Regions from separate parts of the Homo sapiens genome. Here region 2 is linked to region 1. Evidence: chromatin contacts called from ENCODE Hi-C or POLR2A ChIA-PET data. All regions are on one chromosome and are shown on one strand. The core of a region is the stretch at or near the end of the contact, and the rest is flanking DNA. Distances in the headings are between cores, read along the strand shown. Region 1 has its middle 75 kb from the start of ZNF92. Region 2 has its middle 140 kb from the start of ZNF92.

Evidence for each region. A loop is a pair of places that touch in the nucleus more often than their neighbours do. ChIA-PET counts read pairs that join two places held with the same protein, here RNA polymerase II (POLR2A). Pooled maps may share reads with other maps.
Region 2: a loop to region 1 is called in a map of HCT116, with 7 times the contacts of the local background. The contact joins two enhancer-like sites. A Hi-C loop is called at or near these places in 3 of 168 maps with a recorded cell type or tissue (B cell, CD4-positive, alpha-beta memory T cell and HCT116) and 1 of 50 pooled maps. POLR2A ChIA-PET finds 5 or more read pairs at or near these places in 1 of 52 experiments (OCI-LY7).

Annotation. Positions count from the first base shown.
Region 1 is chr7:65,445,387-65,452,235 of GRCh38, forward strand. No RefSeq gene overlaps it. Among named protein-coding and RNA genes, the nearest start is that of ZNF92, 75 kb to the left of the region's middle. Within about 2 kb of position 4,250, at least 2 of the 41 ENCODE cell types and tissues checked have a DNase peak (open chromatin) inside an H3K27ac peak, as active enhancers do.
Region 2 is chr7:65,506,224-65,513,072 of GRCh38, forward strand. It overlaps the pseudogene LOC101929322. Among named protein-coding and RNA genes, the nearest start is that of ZNF92, 140 kb to the left of the region's middle. RefSeq lists an enhancer at 2,964-3,962. Within about 2 kb of position 3,206, at least 2 of the 41 ENCODE cell types and tissues checked have a DNase peak (open chromatin) inside an H3K27ac peak, as active enhancers do.

The DNA of each region.
Region 1 (6,849 bases), core at 3,000-5,499:
AAAGGGTTCGTGTTTGTTAATCTTTGTACAATTCTAAAAAAAAGAATGTTTAATAAGTGGCTTTAAAAATTTTCTAATTGTGGCAAAATACACATAACATAAAATTTATCATCACAACCATTTCTAAGTGTACAGTTTAGTAATGAGAAGTATATTCACATTATTGTGGAACCAATCTACAAAACTGTTTCATCTTGCAAAACTGAAACTCTATACTCATTTCACAGTAACTCCCCATTCCTTCCTCCCCCCAGTCCCTGGCAACCCCAATTCTACTTTCTATCTCTATGAATTTGACTACTCTAGATAACTCATATAAGTGGAGTCATATAGAATTTGTCTTTTTGTGACTGGCTTATTACACTTAGCATAATGTTCTCCAGGTTCATCCATGTTGTAGCATGTGTCAGAATTTCCTTCCTTTTTAAGGCTGGATAATATTTCATTTTATGTATATACCATATTTTGTTTCTTCATTCATCTGCTGATGGACATTTGGGTTGCTTCCACTTTTTGGCTACTGTGGATAATGCTGCTATGAACATTGACATAGGAATATTTATCTGTTTGATTTTATGCTTTCAACTCTCTTGGGAATATACCTAGTAGTGAAATGGCTGGATTATAGGTTAATCCTATTTTTATTTTTAGTAGAGACAAGGTCTTGCTATGTTGCCCAGGCTGGTCTTGAACTTGTAGGCTCATTATTCTATTTTTAATTATTTGAGGATAATGATGTTTTTCAATGAGACTGAGAAGGAGAAACATAAGCTATATGCATTATTATATTAGAGTGTCTCCCATTTCCCCACATATCTACTGAGTACCTATTATGTGCTTAGTGCTGTTTCTAGTAGGATTTGGGACCCTATGGTTCCTTCTTTTCTGTCACTAGAATATGACCTCCATGGGGGTAGGGATTTTTGTCTATTTATTTCTTCTTTACTGATGCATGGCCAGGACCTAGGATAGTGTCCAACATTCATTCATTCCTTTGTTCAGCAAATACTTATTGAGTACCTAGTATGTACCACATGCAAAACGATTATGAAAGTGATTATGAAAGTCAATTAAGAAACCAATATTTCTTTTCTGCTTGGCTAATGGGCAGAGTTGATGAAAGGAAGCAACAGGTCTTTCTGATCACTTTGTGCTCCATCAGCTAAATGTTAATGACCCCTTTACTTGCAAAGGAGGGATAGGGTTAAATTTAGGACTGTGTAGGGTCCAGCCCCACAGGATTGGTGGGTTTTCTCCCCATGTGCAGAGACAAGAGAGTGTAGAAATAAAGACACAAGACAAAGAGATAAAAGAAAAGCCAGTTGGGCCCAGGGGACCACTATTACCAAGACGCAGAGACCAGTAGTGGCCCCAAATACCAGGCTGCATTGATATTTATTGGATACAAAACAAAGGGGCAGGGTAAGGAGTGTGAGCCATCTCCAATGATAGGTAAGGTCACGTGGGTCACATGTCCACTAGACAGGGGGCCCTTCCCTGCCTGGCAGCTGAGGTAGAGAGAGAGATGGAGAGAGAGAGACAGCTTATGCCATTATTTCTGCATATCAGAGACTTTTAGTACTTTCACTAATTTTGCTACTGTTATCTAAAAGACAGAGCCAGGTGTACAGGATGGAACATGAAGGCAGACTAGGAGTGTGACCACTGAAGCACAGCATCACAGGGAGTCAGTTAGGCCTCTGGATAACTGTGGGTGGGCCTGACTGATGTCAGGCCCTCCACAAGAGGTGGAAGAGTAGAGTCTTCTCTAAACTCCCCCGGGGAAAGGGAGACTCCCTTTCCCGCTCTGCTAAGTAGCAGGTGTTTTTCCTTGACACTGATGCTACCGCTTGACCACAGTCCACTTGGCAATGGGCGTCTTCCCAGACGCTGGTGTTACTGCTAGACCAAGGAGCCCTCTGGTGGCCCTGTCCGGGCATAACAGAAGGCTCGCACTCATCTTCTGCTCACTTCTCACTATGTCCCCTCAGCTCCTATCTCTGTACGGCCTGGTTTTTCCTAGGTTATGACTGTAGAGTGAGGATTATTATAATATTGGAATAAAGAGTAATTGCTACAAACTAATGATTAATGATATTCATATATAATTATATCTAACATCTATAACTAGTATAACTATTCTTATTTTATATATTTTATTATACTGGAACAGCTTGTGCCCTTGGTCTCTTGCCTTGGCACCTGGGTGGCTTGCTGCCCACAGGACTGGAAGAGAGCAACTCAGCTAGAAGAGAAGATCAGTGGAGGCAAAAGCCTTTTCCAACTGATCCCGGATGGACAACTGCTCATTCACCAATACTGAAGCCATTTTTGAATTCAGAGGAGAGCAGAAAGTGGTGCCTGATTAGCAGCAACTTCAAATTAGAAGACTGAACAAACTCACCTAAATCTTACCTGGTACCCAGTCAATCCCGCTTAGTTCATTCAATAAGGTGATATTTAAAGAATATTCCCAGAGCTCTCTGGAGTTCACAAAATGGTGCATTCAGTTAACAACATCCATTTAAGTCTCCTCCTTTAAACTGCCATGAGATATGCTATTGGAGAAATTCAGCAGGTTAAGGGGCTGGCAGGAACTATCTAGGATTCCTTCCAGTTAGGCCCTCAAAGGCATTTTGCAGTCCCACGCTGGCCCCCAATATGCCAGTGTGGGACTGCATGCTGTGAACATATGAAAAGCCCTTCTGTGAGCCCCAGAGATTGTTTTTCTCTCCCTTCTGTGAGCCCCAGAGATTGTTCATGTCTATCTTTCTACTTTAAAACCACTGCCACGTACCATTTCTTAGGGTCCTTTTCATCTCCAGACTGGCCTATGTGGTAGGACGTAAACTTGCCAGCTACCCTCTCCTCACTGTCCTCCCAAGTAACACTGATACCATGGAGAAAACAAAGTTACAAATATGGGAAATAGTTATACAGACTTGAGACATTTCACAAAAGTTCCTGTAATCAATGTCCGTGCTTCTTTTGATTGAAGGTACTCTGAAGCTTCAGTGGTCTGCTCTATGCTATCTGTGAGAGTGGTGCTCTTTATTGCTTATAGGCTAAGGCTACACTAATTAGCCTGCCATTCAAGGCCCTCTCCAAGCAGACTATGGTCTACCATTCCATTATTACCTCCTACTCATCTTCCAGTCCACACAAACTGTCTGCTCCCATCAAATGGCACACTAACTATTTTCTCCCAAACTATTTTCATTAATATTTCCTGGTCTTTGTTCACATTAATTCCCTCAAACTCTCTACCCTTTCTTTGGGGCCTGGAGCCCTACCTTTTGTGACCACCCCCGGCCCTTGGGGCAGAATTGCTCCCTCCTTGGAATTCTGATAATCTTTCTAGTCTGCACCACTTCTCTGGATTTGACATATTGGAGTATATGTGTGTGCGTGTGAGACTAAAAGCAGGCACATTTTTATATTTCTAGGGCTAACACAGTGCCACACACTGAGTAGGGACTCAGAAAGCATTTATTTTTTAATGATGATGTCATGTTCTTGAGGCCTATTCTTTCTTTCCCTAGGTAATGTTTACTAATGTGAATGAAGTGCTGCTGAGGCTTGCTCATGTTTTTTAAAAAGATGAAGATGGTGATGACTCAGTGGCAAGACCTTTTGGCAGAGAATTCATCTTGAAAATACTTGTACTATCCTAGCAACACATGTGTAACAAGGGGAAACTGTCAGAACAGCCCTAAGGTAAAAGCAGGGCAGATTGTAGGATTTTAATAGGTAGGATTCTCTTCTCTCCTCTCCTCTCCCCTCCTCCCCTCCCCTCTCCCTCCTCTCCTCCCCCCTCCCCCCTTCCCTTCTCTTCTCCTCTCCTCTCCCTGTCTCTCTCCCTCTCTCTTTCTTCCATCCTTCCTTTCTTTTTATTTATTTACTCTCTTTTTCTTTCTTTCCTTCTTTTCCATCCTCTCTCCTTCCCTCCCTCCTTTCCTTCCTTTCTTCCCTCCTTCTTCCCTCCCTTTCTTCTGTCAAAGTAATTAAACTTTGGAATGAGTTATGGAGGGAGATTATTGAGAAAATTTGAACAATTTACTCATTCATTCTAAGAAAAACTTGGAGACAAAGTAAAGGAAAGGGGAAAAGTTTAAGTAAGAGGGATTTGGCATTTATCCACAGAAAACAAAGGAAGGCAGATAAAACCTTCCTTCCTTCCTTTCTACCTTCCTTCCTTCCGTACTTTTTGGTCTCAACTCTGTGTGGCTTCCCCAGCAGGATGAAGAACGCTGTGGTGGGTGGGGCTACTTCTTCACTGTGTTGTAGAGCCATCAATCAGGCCAATAAAAATTTAAAAAGGCACAGATGGTTTTCTCTGTGAAGAAGTGGCTGAAACAGTTACTGAGTAACTATTTCTCTTAATGTGGATATACCTTCATTCCCCAATTGACCCAACCAGGCCAACAATTTTAGCTCTTAAATACTTTACCCAAAGCAGTGCTGGAGTGATGGGTGGGAAAAGACCTGTTATTGCCTCAGGAGTTGGAAAAAGACAGACTCCCACAAGTGGCAGGACAAGAGGTAAGGGAACAACCAAAAAAAAGTAGCAGAAAAAGTTACAAAAGGGAAACAAGGAAACAAAAATTGAAATGTTAAAGGGACACTAACTACATAGGAAGCAAGTGTGGAAATTTGTCTGTGATTAGATTCTTGGAGAAAAGTATAGACAATGTGGTATAAAATACTTTAGTCCCAGAAACACCGTTCTAGAGCTATTCATTTATAAAACAATTTTAGGTGTGTAAGACTAGAAATCTGGGCAGGGCGTGGTGGCTCACACCTGTAATCCCAGCACTGTGGGAGGCCAAGGTGGGTGGATCACGAGGTCAGGAGTTCAAGACCAGCCTGGCCAACATGGTGAAACCCCATCTCTACTAAAAATACAAAAATTAGCTGGGCGTAGTGGCAGGCTCCTGTAATCCCAGCTACTTGGGGAGGCTGAGGCAGGAGAATCACTTGAACCCAGGAAGTGGAGGTTGCAGGGAGCTGAGACTGTGCCATTGCACTCCAGCCTGGGTGAAAGAGCGAGACTCTGTCAAAAAAAAAAAAAAAAAAAAAAAAGACTAGAAATCTGTATTTTTTAAAAAATAGAGATGGGGTCTCACTCTGTTGTCCAGGCTGGTTTCAACTCCTGGCCTCAAGCAATCCTCCCACCTCAACCTCCCAAAGTTCTGGGATTACAGGCATGAGCCACCACACCCAGCTGAAATTTGTATTTTTAGTAAGTGCTTCTGCTGATTCTTAAGATCGAGTAAGTTTGGGAAGCACTAGCCTGTAACATAGTAGAAGGAGTTTCATTAAAGTGCAGAAACAGCAGCAAATAATTTGCTTGAAAGACAATTCATGAGACAGGAAGAAGAAGACGGGAGATAAAGATCAAACTTTGAAATAGGAGAATAAATAATTATATTTCTCTTTTGCACCTCTCGCTCCTGAAATAATTTAAAGTAGCAATGTTATAATATGAATAATGAACATATCTTGAGTGCTTACTGTTGGCTTGGCACTACACGTGCATTTTCTCATTTAACACTCACAACAACTCCATGACTACTATTGTGTTTTTCATTTTACAGATGAGGAAAATAAAAGGTTAAGATAGGAAAGGGCAGAGCTGGGAGCCAAGTGTTAAGTATTTTAGTCCCCAGAGTCTCTGCTCTTGCCTCACTATATTGCTTCCAAACATCAAAACAAACAGAAAACCAGAAAGCCCAGAAACAACAGGAAAGCCAAAAAGCACAACTAAGTGAAGAAACTTAGATGAAGGAAAAATAAAGGAAGACAAACAGGTGAAGCTGAGGTGAGGTCCCGTGCATTGATTAGAAGGGGGTGGGGACACACATTTGGCTGTGGGCTTTCCAACAGCCAAAGCAAAGAAGGAAGAGTGTCTTGATGCAGGGTAGTCACAAGATAAAAGCAAACCCTCTTTTTAGAAGAAACATAGCAATTTCTGGTAGCATTTTCTGGGAGAAATGACCCTTGTAATACTTCAAAAAGAGGAGAAATGATTCTATTGAAAGGATTTGAAAGGATTTTTTTTCAAAGAACTTTGCTGTTCATTAATTTTTTAAAAATTGGGTAAGCAAATGTTTTAAAAAGGAAATCATTTAAATATAGATGATAATATTATTCCCTTGTAAATATGTTTTACAGTTCACACTTTTATAATAAAATAACTGCATGTGGAGTTTTTGTCCTTGGAGATCTTAAAGAAAAGAGTGGCTATTCCTCTGGCTCAGATGCCCGAAGGCAAGGACAGGCTTAAGGGGGCTCCTTCCAACTCTGAGGCTGCGATTCTATACTTTGGGAGCTGTGCAAACACTTCTACCTGCGGCAGCTTAACTAGTCTCAAACCTAAAGACTCAGCCACAGCAATGGCAATGAAGGCTTCCATTGTGGAAATCCTTTCTGATAAAATAAGTGCTTAAAACACACACACACAGACAATAAAACAAAACCTCCTCAACACTTGGGATTAAGACACACTCAAGTAAGACATTTGCAGAAACAAAAGTTTTACTTAGTAAATGCTTGTAACTGGGGACGGAGAATCAGCACTTAGGCACCACTGATTTAACTCTGAGAGTGTTTGCTGAAGTCCTCTGTGTCTTAGACATCAAAGAAATATTTTCTAAGAGTGCCATCAGCACCACCTCAGGGGTGATGTTTTAAGTCTAATATGAAAAAAGAGAACTTTGCTGAAATTTCTTACATGATTAACACGGCTGAATGCCCTTTATGACAAAGCATGAGGAGCGCAAATAAAATTCTCTTCAGGAGGAGACCTTTTCCCTGTTTTTTTTCTTCTTAAATCATTTTTTAGTAATG
Region 2 (6,849 bases), core at 1,956-4,455, 60 kb after region 1:
CTTAAGGCCGTGTCTCCCCAACTACGTTCAGTGGAAGAAAAGATCCCCTGGACAAATAAGTTTGAGAACTGTTGTTGCAGGACTTCTCAGAACCTTTAAAACACAAATCCTCATCCGCAGGGATCTTCAGGAGGGAGATGGCTGGTGCAGCACAACTTTCTTTCACAGGAGCATCTTGCAGAATACAGTATGAGATACAGAAAGGCTGCACTGAGTCTTTTTAAGGGCCCGGGCCTTGGTGCGGGTGGGGTAGGAGCTCTCCAGATAGCATCTAATGAGTAGGAACATTCAGGTGGCTTTTTTTTTTCCTTATTGGCAAAACTGTGTGTGCACCATGAATGAAGCTGGTCTCCCTTATCCATATCAAAACTAAACCCAAATTAATTGGCTAAATTGGGACTCAACACCTCCAGGAGCCACATGGAAGAAAGCCCCACCACACTTTAAAGTAGCTTACCTCATCATATTTGAGGAAAGCAAAACGCTTATGACCAGTATGCTGCTAATACAAGTCTACAGATAATGCTGTATGAAAAATTATTTTTCCCAATCATGGCTGGCATAGTCTACATTTCACATTACACTTTCCCCCCTTTTTTTAAATTTTAAGCACAGGTCTTTTTTTCTTCTTTTTTTAAATTTTAATTTAATTATACAAGACGGAGTCTCAGTATGTTGCCCAGGCTGGTCTTGGACTCCTGAGCTCAAGTGATACATCCGTCTCCGCCTCCCAAAGTGCTGGGATTACAGGCCTGAGACACTGTGCCCGGCCTTAAACACAAATCTTAATTCATTCTTACAACTATCCTGAGGTTAGAAAAATGGAAGGGGAAGAAAAATGGCAAGCAGGCAGGCTGACTTCGGCTTCATTATTTGGAAGGACAGTTTGCTCGGTTAAAACACACTACTGCCCACAAAGGCCAAGACAACAGAAAAATACAGACTTATATAAATAGATTTTATATGTGACAGCAGTTTGAATGGAGACTTTTTCAATGCAAATGACAAACAGCTGTCCTTGGGAATAAATGACAACGAATTTTTTTATCTCAACAGCTGTCCTGAGAGCACGTCTCTACATCTCTACCTGCATTCTGGAAACCGGGAGAAAGCCAAAACGGACGACAAGACACTAGATCAGCCGTGTCCAACCCTGTGACTACAAGGACTTTTCCGCCTATCTTTGGTGGTGGGTATCATCAAAATTCTGCACAAACCTTTTTTTTTTTTTTTTTTTTAAGCTCATTAGCTGTTGTTAGCATTAGTGTATTTTATGTGTGGCCCAGGAGCATTCTTCTTCCAATGTGGGCCTGAGAAGCCAAAAGACTGGACACCTGTGCACTAAATCAAAAGGCTATTCCTTCTGGAAGCAATTGTAAAGAATTTCTCACATTATCTTGACACGAAAACCAATGGATAGTGGGACAGAATGCAAAATCTTCAAGAATTTTTGTTGTTGTTGTTGTTGTTTTTGAGTCAAGGTCTTGCTCTGTGGCCCAGGCTGGAGTACACTGGTGAGATCACAGCTCAGTGCAGGCTCAAGTGCTCCTCCCGCCTCAGCCACAGTACTAGCTGGGACTACAGATGCGCACAGCCACCCCTGGCTAATATTTTATCTTTTGTAGAGACGGGGTCTCACTGTATTGTCCAGGTTGGTCTCAAACTCTTTGACTCAAGGGATCCAGGACAGGATAACAGGTGTGAGCCACCACACCTGGCCATGTGCATGAACTTTTAAGACAAACACAAGGCCCCACAAAAGGTAAGGTTTTCCCACCTAATTTCCAGGGGATCTTTTGGTGCAAGGATGAGAAGCCCTTAAAAGTACACAGACAACTCCAAAGATTCAAGACAGTTCATTCGGGCTGAGCCAGCCCACTGGGCAGACAGACCTTCAAGAAAGGCCCACGCATGACATACACCAGATGGCTCTCCAAGAATCGCTTCAGTCCTCAGGGTCCCTAAGGTACTGGACAGAGCTAGGAAAGCAAACCCATTTGCTTCTTCCTGCACGAAACCCCTTGAGGTCAAGACCCCACAATCAGACGAGGATGGAGTGGCTCACCCTCAGTCAACAGGCCAGACTCAAGGTGGTATAATGACTTAACCAAGGGTGTGGGACTCCAGGTCTGACTCCCAACTCAGTTCTCCTTTAATAACCACACTTTGGTAATTCTCCTTAACAGGGGTTCCTGGCAAGTCAGTTCTCCCTCGGGCCTTTGGTTTCCTCACCTACAAGATGAGAGGGCCGGACCAGATGGAAATTCGGGGGTAAGGGGATGTCCGCGCGCAGCCCACCCTCACCCTCCCCGCCCCACGGGACCCTAGCGCCTCCATCCCAGTTCCCACCAAGCACCCGCCCCACAAATCCTGCCCAAGGTGAGGGCTGGTCCCGGGTCTCTCGGCTGCCGCATCAGCGAGTGCAGGAGGGAGGGGAAGCCTCCAAGGGCGCGACGCGGGCTCAAGGATGCAACTCGGCCAGGAGTGAACTGGGGCCCCAAGGGAGGTGTCCGGGCCGCTGCTCGAGCCCAGCCCGGGTCCCCAAACCCCTTACCTCCAGGGTCCGTATCTCCTGCTCGGTGAGGTCGTTGGACACAGCGCACTTGGTGCGCAGCCCGCGCAGGCTGCCAATGGAGATGCCGATGAGCTTCTGGAGCTGTCCGCACTGCTGCAGCCCCGGGCTGGCCGGGGCCCCTGCGCCACCCTCAGCGGCCGCTGCATCACCCCCGCCACCGCCCTCCTTCTTCTCTCCCATCGCCTCCGCGCGCAGTGCCGCCCTATGCAGGCCACAGCGGCCGAGGCAGGGAGCCCGGGGCTCGGGCGCCTAGGCAAGGAACCCCCGAGCCGGGAGAGCCCCTCGGCGCTGCCCTTGCCAGGACGCCAGTAGAGCTGGCAGCGGAGTCTGCCGCTCCCGCCCTCAGAGCCGCGGCGGCGGGAGCAGAAAGCCGCGGCGGCAAAAAGCGGCGGCGGGGGCAAAAAGCCGCGGCGGCAGGGGGCAAAATGCCGCGGGAGCAAAAAGCCGCGGCGGCGGGGGCAGAAAGTCGCGGCGGCGGGGGGCAAAAAGCCGCGGCGGCGGGGGGCAAAAAGCCGTGGCAGCAGAAAGCCGCGGCGGCGGGCGCAAAAAGCCGCGGCGTCGGGGGCTAAAAGCCGCAAAAAGCCGCGGAGGGGGGAGCGAAAAGCAGTGGGAGCTGGGGCAAAAAACCACAAAAAGCCGAGGCAGCGGCGGCAGAAAACCTCGGCAGCGGGGGCAAAAAGCTGCAGCGGCAAAAAGCGGCGACGGGGGCAAAAAGCCGCGGTGGCAAAAATGCGCGGCGGCGGGGGAAAAAGCCGCGGCGGAGTGGGGCGAAAAGCAGTGGGAGCTGGGGCAAAAAAACCACAAAAAGCCGCGGCAGCGGCGGCAGAAAACCTCGGCAGCGGGGGCAAAAAGCCACGGTGGCGGGGGTAAAAAGCAGCGGTGGCAAGAAGCCGCGACGGTGGGGGCAAGAAGCCGCGGCGGCCCAGGCAAAAGGCCGCAAAAGCCGCGGCGACGGGGGCGAAAAGCCGCGGCGGCGGAGGCAAAAAGCCGCGACGGCAGGGGGCAAAAAGCTGCAAAAGCCTCGGTGCGGGTGAAAAAAGTCGCGGCGAGAAAAAGCCGCTGAGGCGGGGGCAAAAAGCCGCGGCGGCAGGGGCGAAAACCAGCAAAAAGCCGCCGCGGTGGGGGCAAAAAGCAGTGGGAGCTGGGGTAAAAAACCACAAAAAACCGCGGCAGCGGCGGCAGCAAGCCACGGCGGCGGGGGCAAAAAGCCGCGGCGGCAAAAACCCGGGGTGGCAAAAAGCCGCGGCGCCGGGGGACGAAAAGCTTCAAAGGCCGCTTCGGCGGGGGCAAAATAGTGGAAAGGAGGTAGAAGGCTGGCACAGCTTGGCATTGCTGGAGTGTGATGTGATAGGAAAAGTGCACCCGAAAACAAAGATGTAAGTGGGCTTGACTCAGTGCAGCTAAGAACCTAGATGTTATCTTGAGGGTATTAACTAATAAGCAGTTTAAATCAGAATGGCACATTCTGATTTGTTTTTTGTATGTTCACATTTGGCAGACATAGATACTGTTTGAAGAGAGGAAAGTCAGTAAATAGACGTAACAAACTTGAATATGTGCAAAGTCTAGAAACAAGAGACTAGGGGGATAAGAACCTTTCAAAAATGCAAGATTTGAAAACTGGCTGGGGGATGAGGAAAAGGCAGGTCTTTAAGGTCAATCCTTGTTTTGCTTTAAGTTGTTAGGGGGTGGTTTTATCACATATTGTAGAATATGTCATTTCAGTTTTGAACATCTTGAGTTAAATTGTCCTAACATATCTTATGAATTTGGTTTTCTTCCCTGGGAAGCTGATATTTCAAAAACTTAAAGACTATAGATTTCCAACTTGTATCCAATTTATAAAATTATCTCTAGGCTGCTGGTTTCAGGAGGAGGCTCACTGAATATTCTATTTGCAGAGAATATATCAGGAGTTAACAGCCTCAATTTTTGTGGACAACCAGTTAACTAAGCCACCTCTTAGTGTATTTAGTTGGGAAATCTTAGCTGAAGATATTCATTAATGAACCAACAGTGACTAAAAAATTCATTATTTAAGTACATTTCATTGTAATTAATTTGAATTTAAGTAGCCATATACAGCTAGTATTTACTACATTGAACAATGCAAATAAGAGGAAAAAATTAATAACCATCTCTAATATCACATGCCAAAATCCTAATCAATTTATTCTAGCTAAAGGAGTTTATCAGAAGCAGCAATTGAAAGTACCAACTAAACCAGTTGGGGTTAATTCACTGTCATTCTCTCAGAACCATCTCTTCTCTGAACAAAACAAGTACAAGAGTTAATTGTGAATCTGCATTTTCCTTGCCTATTTTAAGGTTTGGATGTTGACACTAATTTGTGAAATCCCGCCTGTGGTGTGATATTTGATTTTCCTTGCTTTTTGTTAGGGCAAGAATGCTTCAGCTCTTAATTTAAAATTATGTTTCTCCCTCCTAGGTTGAGTGAACTTAGAATGCATTCTCTGACATATCCAAGTTTTTGTTAATATGGATCTGGGGAAAAAAGCATACTTAATTAGCTAAGACTTCTTATTCTAGGCTTGACCCTGTGTTCGACATCTTTTGAATTTGTAGTTGCATAGGCTGCTCTCTGACACTGGTTGGTGATCTTGAAGCTATATTAACATTAGGGGAGGTGGTGTATTAGCATTAGAGGTATCCTTGCAAGGAAAAACTTGTCTTATCTCAATACGTCTTTTTTTTTGCACACAAGAAAGTCAATGTTTGAGTCTTCTAAAATCTTCCTATTTCCAAGTTGCAGAGTACCATTGATTCCTAAACAAAGATCTAATTTTTGACTCAGAGACGTGGCAAGGTAGTGAATAACCATTATAATTTAACAACCTTCAAGATAAAATTATCTCTCTGATATTTAGATTTTGCCCGATTATTAAGATATTTGAGTGTTTCTTTAAGAATGGAACACTCTAGTCTCTTGAGCAGAGATTATAAAGGCCTCAGATGATCATTTTTTATGCTCTTTTCTTTAACACCTTCAACACAGTTGGAAGCAGCCAATATTCCCCAGAGTTGTTGTGTTTTTTAAACCAAATGCATGGTTCAGTGGTAGAAAACTGGGCTGATCCAAGCTGTTTTCAGTAAACACTTCATTTCAGGTGACCTATTTCATATGAAATAATCTCTAGATCCTGTCTTCAAAACTAACTAGATCAGATAACCTACCCTAGATTTTCCCCTTTTAGGGTCTGTTAGCTGCAGTCACTTTTGTGAAAATGATTGCAGTGAAAAGATAGAGTTGTAGATGGGGAAAATGTTTTGACTAATTTAAGCATAGTGGTATTTAATATGAGAATTTAAGTTACACACATTTGAAAATTACAATGGAGTCTCTTGGCTGAGCTTTAAAAAAAATAGCGTTTAGGCTAAAAAGGGAACTGCTACCTCTCCTAAAATCAGAAAGATGTTACAGTAATTCTCCATTCTCTAGAATTATCAGGAAGCACCTTTGTGATGATTTACTTTTGCTCTTAGGAGTGTGAGCCTGTGTAGTCGTGGAACCATCAATTAGAATGATGGCTTTCTGATCCCAAAGTCATTCATTCTGAAAACAATATTTTTCATAAAATTGAAAGTGAGAAGTTTTGATCTTGCCATTCCCAAGTAACTCTCTTAATAAGAGGCATCAGCATGCTTCAGTGACAGATGTCACCTTCCAGTGCTGAGAGTCATCTTTGAGTTCTCCATTTCACTCCCTACACTCCAATTTAGCTGCAGTTCTTTTGGCCAGTCCTATGAAATACATCCTGGCCTAACGACTTCTCACCACTAATACCACTCATACTCACAGCATTCTCACCTAAGTCACTACCTTTTTTCTCTGGATTACAATAGCCTCCCAATTTATTTGCTCACATAACCATTTATTCTACACAGTGCACCAGATACACCCCTTTGAAATGCAAACGCAATCATGTTATTCTCTGGTGAAATTATCTCATACATTCCTATCGCATTTAAAATTAATTCAGAATCATCCCATGATTATCAAAACCCTACATGCTCTTCCACAACATGGTTTACTTCCAAGATATCTCTTCAAATTTTTTTTCGCTGTACTGAATTGGTGACTAATAGTCATATTTTTGTTTTTGTTCAAAAAGTCTTGACTTGTAAATTTTTCAGTTTCTTCTTTATCCACAGGTAACTCTTTCCTCACAAGGTGAATTGCTTGCTTCCTTGAGTTCTGCTCTCAAAGATACCCTTCATTTTCTACCTAATATTAATAACTGTAATCACTCATT